2 separate regions of the Mus musculus genome follow, and region 1 is linked to region 2. The links are chromatin contacts, found by Hi-C or POLR2A ChIA-PET in ENCODE. All regions are on one chromosome and are shown on one strand. The core of a region is the stretch at or near the end of the contact, and the rest is flanking DNA. Distances in the headings are between cores, read along the strand shown. Region 1 holds the start of Kmt2d (lysine (K)-specific methyltransferase 2D). Region 2 holds the start of Prkag1 (protein kinase, AMP-activated, gamma 1 non-catalytic subunit).

Region 1 (3,343 bases), core at 487-2,986, 40 kb after region 2:
GCAAGGGAGGAAATGGAGGCTTGGAGGGGTGAAAGGCTGGAGCCCTTGAGTGAACAGCTCTTCAGTGGGACTCAGGACTTCCTGGTTCCCAGCTAGAGAATCAAACCACACCTCTCTCCTCCCCCATTTTCAGTCAGCCCTCTAGGAAGGATCCAAATGGTAACACATTGTCCCTGGGTAGCCTAGGGGATCAGCCAGAGCTAACAAGGTACAGTCTCACCTAAGGATGCTATCTAAGAGCAGACAAGAGAGGCAGAGACCATAGATGACAGCTCACTTTACCCCGCACCCCTATGCCAACTCTCAGAAAGCTTTCAAGGGCAAACCCCCTGCTTTCCCCTTTCTGAGACAATACTCAAGGAGACCTAGCAAATGTATTTTGGAGGGGGTGGAATGAGGGCGCAAAATGCACTAGCCAAATCCCTGCTGGGCAACATGACAGGTGTGAGAGAGGCTGTCCCCAGCCCGGGGCCCAGAGGCTGAGGCGGGAGGCTCATGCTGCACCCTTCCTGCTGTAGATACACACCCCTTCTCCCCAGCACCTCCTACCAGGGCTGGAAACACTGGCTTCCAGCAGAAAAGAGCACAAATAAAGTCATTTCTCCATCAAAGAGGCACAAGCTAGCCTACTCTGCAGAGCCGGGGCAGCACCTGAGAACTATTTACCATTCCGTAGCCAGAAAAGCATTGTAGAGATCTGGCGGGGGCTTTCAGGATTGGCCAGGGACTCATGGGCAGCTAACTCTACACTAGGCCCAGAGAAAGCAAGAGACAAAAGCCATTTTTTTGCAGCCCACATTCGTAGAGAACAGATCTCAACGGCCTCCTCTATAATCCCCCGGAGATTATGTCCATCCCAAGAGGAGGGGAAACGAAGCAGGCTAAGACACCACTAGGCCTTGCTGGGGTCACTTTGCCAGGCAGAGTAGTTAAGTTGAACAGCAGGGGCAGAGCTGCCCCAGCCCCACCTCCTTCATGCCCCAGCTCCCCTCTTCATCGCACCAGTTTCCACCCACCCTCCCCCCCCCCCCCCACCTCCCGGGTGAAGGACTCAGGGCTCCTTGAGTTTCCCACGGATTGTTTTGGGTGCCCAGGTAGGTAGGAACAACATTAAAGTCCAATCTGGCAGTATGTGGGACCTGGCAGTGGCATCCCCCCACCAAGTTGCTCTGTCCCAAGGAACCCTGGGGGTGGGGGTGGGGGACAACAGCCTGGGATTGGTGTTGGCATCAGGGCCTGGGTCCTAGTTTGGTCGAACTCCCTCAACACAAAAATAAACAGGCAGAGAGGCTATCTGGACATGTTCCCAAACTCCTGTAGTTCCCTGAACCCCCAATCTTTAAAGAGGCACACCCCAAGAAACCAGGCCTCGGTTCTGCCGTGGCAACTGGCTCAGATTCCCTTGACAGACCCTGCCAAAGGAACCCTCCCCAGCTCTGGCACCCCTTTCTCCAACCTAAAGGCCAGCCACCGGCCAAGATAGTCCATCTGGCTGTGCCCCTAGTCCAACCCTTTCTGGGCCCAGGCCGGGCGGACTTCACTCACCTCTTCACAGGGCGATCCAGAAATCCTCATCCGAGAACATGGCCAGAGCCCGGGCCGCTCCCCGACCTCCAACCGCCAGAGCGAGCACAGCCGCCCCCCACTCGGGGGGGCTTAGGGAGACCAAGAACGGTAAATCCAGGTCGGAGTGGTCACCCTTCCCCCGGGGGTTTAAAAAAAAAAAAAAAAAAAAAAGCAAAAATCCAACAGGGGTTCTCTGCCTCAGGTTCCAGCAGTTTAGGTTTCCATGAACAGCCCCAGGGCGGCGAATCCCGAGCGGACACAAAGAGAGCACCGGTGGCTTTGATCTTGGGCGAGCAGGCTCCGCATCCGCGTCGCGGGGCGGCCTCTCAGTCCTAGGGCCCGGCCAGCGCCCCGGCCGCCCGCGCCGGGCTCGGGCGGAACGTCGAGGCTCTCCAGATGGAACGTCGAGGCGCCTCCCCAGCAGCCCGGAAGGAATGCCGCGCCGCGCCGCGCCGCGCGCCGGGCCCGGATGGAACGTGAGCCCCTCGCAGCCGCGCCGAGCCCCTCTCCCCGCCGGGCCGGCGCCCCGGGGCCGCGCGAGCTACGGCGACGCGGAGCCGGCGGGGCCGAACCTGACACACACCCAGCGCCGGGCTCCGCGACCCCGAGCGTCCCCCCTCGGCGGCTTCGAGCCCCCCACCTTCTGCTCCCCCCGGGGAAGGGAGGAGGGTTGGTGGGCGAGGAAGAGGAAGGGGCGGGCGGTGCGAGCCCTCTGCCCGCTCCCCTCCGGCCGCTCCAGGCCCAGCGCTCGCCTCCCTTCCCCTCTGGCCTCGGGAGCTGCCCCGCCCCCGGCCTGGCCGCCTGTGGTCAGCGGCACCCCCTAGACCCCCGGCAGGCACTGATCGCGGGGGGTCTAGAGGTGCATGGTCCAACCCCGGCTCCCGGCGCCGGGGGGTCAGGAAACTGAGCGGAAAGTGGGGAACGAGGCAGCCATTTGCAACCGGAGAGGAAAGTAGTGCAGCGCGGCGCCGCTCCGCCTCCCCCCTCCGCCTCCTGCTCGGCCGGTAGGGTGGTTCCTGCGAAGAGGCTCTTTCCTCGCCTTGGAGCTGGGCAGCGATCGTAGAGACTCGTGGAGCGTCCGGCGCGAGATCCAGGGGGCCCTTTTGCCTGGGGAACCCCACTCGAGAAGGGGAGAAAGGAGAAGAGGAGGCCCTATTTTGTGTTGGAGCGGGGCGGCGGAGGGGTACAGCCCTCTTGGAGGAAAGGCTGTGACTCTGCAGTTCTACGCACACGCTCCGGGATCCCTCCGCTGCAGATTAACCCCGACTGCGCCAGGCTGGCCGCCGGGCAGACACGTGGGAATAAAGCCCCCCTCTTCTTCGCCACGGCCCAGGAGCTGCCTCCTTTACCTTCTGGGTGGTAAAGCTAGGATTCTGGCCACTTTTTAATTCTGTTCCCTAAAGTCACTGACCCTTGGAACTCCTTTCTTTGGCTGGGGGACAATCTTTGCCAAGGGGGGGTGGGGGGTGAAAAGAGAGCCTGGAGATTGGCCGCAGCTCTGCATCCTGGGAACTGGAGTCCGCAAATGGAGAAAGTGAGGCACCGTGCCTGGCGCTGCAAAGGGTGGGTTCTTGCCACGTTTGGGGGCCGGAAGAAAGCTGGACGACTCTCAGGTCTTCTAACTCCAAGACCCTTTGGAGTAGAAGTATTGTCGGTGTCCTCGCGATCCCCAAACAACCACTTCCCGACCAAAACATCAATGTAGAGTGTCCCCACCCCATATTTAATTTTCCCGAAAATCTTCTAAACCTGTCTTTTATTTCTTCTTCTTCTTCCT
Region 2 (3,422 bases), core at 46-2,545:
CAGAGTGAGTTCCAGGACAGCTGCCAGGGCTACCCAGAGAAACCCTGTCTCAGGGGAGGGGAAAAAAAAAAAGCCCTAAGGACAGTACTTACTACAGTCTACCTTAACTAACAGCCTTCCCGGTACCTCTCATCTCTGTCTCTCTGTACTCCAGTATATATAAAGCAAAGGGCTAAATTCGTAAATATAGAGAAAAGTTGCTTTAGAACTATATACTCACAGTTCACTTATAATGTAAATAATACATTTACAAGTTAGAAACGTGTTGTTTTAAATTTAATGTAATCAAACTACTTTTGCTGAGAATGCTTTCTCTGTAGAAAAACAAAATCCTTGGTTAGAGGACCACCTGCATACCATTTTACCACTTTATCCTTCCTTCTTTATAAACTAAGTTACACTATTCCTCTGCACACAAAGGGGCGGGGGGGGGGGGAGGGGGAGAGAATTTACTCCAGGCCAAGTAACTGACTCAAAGAAAACGCAATTCTAAGAAGAGCGAACCTGCAAGTATTACATGGATATATGGTGGGGGAAGACAAACCCCAAGCTGCCCTCAGAAGATACTCGGTTAAAAACTACGGAGCAGGAAGTCGATGGGAGGGCCTTCGGAGTGGCAGAGAAAGCTCCTGCGAATGAGGTCGGTCAAACAAGTAAGTAGCAGATAAACCTACCGCATCTGTAAAGAGCCGAGCCGACGGTGCTCGCCAAGAACGAGCTGTCAACACGCATGCACAGCGTCACTGATCAGGACACGACCTAAACTTGTCCAGGGGACACAGTGGCCTCCTGGATTCCTTCCTTCGCGGAAAATTCAATTCTCGGGCTTAGTAAAGGAATGGAACCTCGCAGGATGCCAACAATTGCTTAAGCAATCGCACAAACGGGGTCCTGGAGCTCCCTGCAAGCCGGGCTCGCTCACCTAATACGCGGGATCACAACCCCGCTCTCATGCAAACTTCGGAAAGGACTTGAGGCACTCATGGGCAGGGGGCTCCAAGCTCACAACCCGCTCCCTATCTCTCAGGGTACCGCGGACCCCTGGCGGGCGGGCGGGCGGGCGGGCACGGGTGTGGCCCAGACCTAGGAGAGGCGCCCACCCGAGCAGAGGAAGGGGAGTCCCGGACTCCAGCGCCAAGCCGGGCCGGCCTTCCCCGGCTCCTAGCGGGGGGTCTCCGGCTCCACAGCGCCCCCCGCCGCCCTCCTGCGCCACTCACCGACTCCATTGCTAGCGCCCGCCAGTTCCTCAGCTTGGAAAGCTCCCTGGCGCCAGACCCCGCCCCACATCCGGTGCCGCGCACCACTTCCGCCTACGTCAGACCCCAGCCGCAGGGCGGAAGGCGGGGAACCCACCCTTCCGGCGGTGGCTGAGCCTGGTTTATTGGGTAACCTTCCTCTCCCAGCTCTCCAGGACCTTAAGATCTGGCCAACGGCGAGGGTCATGGGACAGAGGCACTTGTATTTAAAATGTTCTTTTTTTATTTATCGTTTAAAAACAAACTTTGAAGAAGCAAAATCCAAAACTTGCCCTTTGCCTCTCGCAACATAAATTATGTACAGTTCAGAATGATCGCTGATACAAAACATGCCAAGGACAGGGGCGCTGGGGGTGGAGGAAGAGAGAGCGCTTTAAAAAAGGGAACCATTTCATCCGTTGTCACGAAGGACCAACCTTGCTGTACAGGATACACACAACACAAAAGAAAGTTCTTCACGGGTTCACACTTGTCAGCGATTTATTTTTTTTTAAAGGGGGAGGGTCCTGGAGGTGAAGGTAGAAGGTAAAAAGGGAGAAACTGAAAATTGAGTGCAAGTGTAAACCAACCCAAAATACAAACACAGGGGGCGGGGTTGGGGGTGGGATTCTGATGCAATTATACAGGCAGGGTACTTTAAAAAAAAAAAAAAAACCAACAACAACCAAAATTCCAACCTTGTAGCGTGGGTCTGAGTTATAGTTTATATAAAAATTAAAAACTGTATAAGGTTTCTTCACTAAATTCTACAGGACTATCGGATACCTAGCATATGCTTACAAAGTCTGCCCCTTCTCCTTTCCCAGTTCTAGGGCCCAAACCCCAACCAGAGCCTGACTCACAGGAGACCATCTCCCCCACCTAATGCCTAGACCGTTCAGCTCTGTGGCTTTGGGGACAGCAAGCCCAGGTTCCCACTGTCTAGTCTAATTACAATGGTTTCCGTGGGAGTGTGGGGGAGTTGTTATTCTCAAACATTTGCAGCTTGAAACAGTTGAGGAAGCAGCTTTAAAAAAAAAAAAAAGAAAAGAAAAGAAAAAAAAAAGGCCAGAAAAAAAAAAAAAAAAAAAAAAAAAACCCAAAAATCTCCCTACCCCCATCAATCCACAATCCCCCAAATTTAAAACAAAACAAAAACCTAAAATCACAACAGCAACCGCCCTACCCCTCCAGCAGGCCTGCCCATTTGCCACCATCCAGCCCATCTCTACAATCCAGATAATCTGATTCTTGAAAATAGTAATTACAAAATGCCCTCTGCCCACAGCCCCTAGGAGAGAACTGCATAGAAGCGTCATTTCATCCCCTCGCTCCACCAGAGAGGGGTCTGAGGCCTCACACACCCTCTACCCTACCGCTACCCGCAGGAAGAGGTTCGTCTGCAGCACAAGCTTGGGGGGGGAAAGGAAGGGAAAGGAAGATAAGGGCACCATCACCCTCTGGCTCCCCCTGGGGCCAGCTCACTTTGTGCGTTATAACATAGTCCAACTATACAACCCGGGTAAGAATCACCCAGCTTCTCTCTATACCCCCACCTTACAGCAGTCACAGCCAGGGGGTGGGGAGGGGGGGGGAGGAAAGGGCGGTAGGTTGGGTAATGGAGGGGGCCCCCCCACAAGGGGAGCTCCATGTGTCCGCCCCACACCCCCCTACCATTTATAAACTGGTTTTGTAAAAAGAAAATAGATATATTTATATAGAATATATAAAGCACAAAAATTAGTAGTTTTACATTTGCTCTCCCCGGGGGTAGGGGGAGAGGGGAGGGCTCTCACCTCCGGCCGGCTCCCCCATGCCCCACAAGACTATGTACAATCCCATGTATAAATAGATAAATACCCCCCACCCTCCCCGCGCTGACACTAAGCTCCCCACCCCCACATCACCACCCATTCCCACCAGACCAGCAGCAGTTTGGTGACTGAGGGCAAGTGAGAGCTCTGGACCACACCCGGCCTCACTGGGTATGGGCACGCCGCTCAGGGATAGCCCTCACCCTACCCCCCACACCCCGTCCAGGGGCTGGAGGGCAGATGGGCTCGGGATGAGGCTGGGAAAACAGGAGAGCGAGATCCTGGTCCTAGGTTTAGCACGCCCCTCCTGCCTCCATGTCCAGATGGAGAAGGAGGTCCTAGAGCAACTAGGGACCAGTCACCCCCAATCTTC

Evidence for each region. A loop is a pair of places that touch in the nucleus more often than their neighbours do. ChIA-PET counts read pairs that join two places held with the same protein, here RNA polymerase II (POLR2A).
Region 1: a map of heart shows a loop between it and region 2 (7-fold over the local background). The contact joins the promoter of Kmt2d here to the promoter of Prkag1 in region 2. A Hi-C loop is called at or near these places in 16 of 37 maps with a recorded cell type or tissue (CH12.LX, T-helper 17 cell, adrenal gland and 3 more). POLR2A ChIA-PET finds 5 or more read pairs at or near these places in 4 of 5 experiments (Patski and embryonic stem cell).

The regions. Positions count from the first base shown.
Region 1 is chr15:98,869,469-98,872,811 of GRCm38, forward strand. Kmt2d (lysine (K)-specific methyltransferase 2D) reads right to left here and starts at 1,737. Exons shown (of 55, transcript NM_001033276.3): 1 at 1,546-1,737.
Region 2 is chr15:98,830,213-98,833,634 of GRCm38, forward strand. Prkag1 (protein kinase, AMP-activated, gamma 1 non-catalytic subunit) reads right to left here and starts at 1,296. Exons shown (of 12, transcript NM_016781.2): 1 at 1,218-1,296. The coding sequence starts at 1,226. It overlaps Kmt2d (lysine (K)-specific methyltransferase 2D), which reads right to left. Exons shown (of 55, transcript NM_001033276.3): 55 at 1,457-3,422.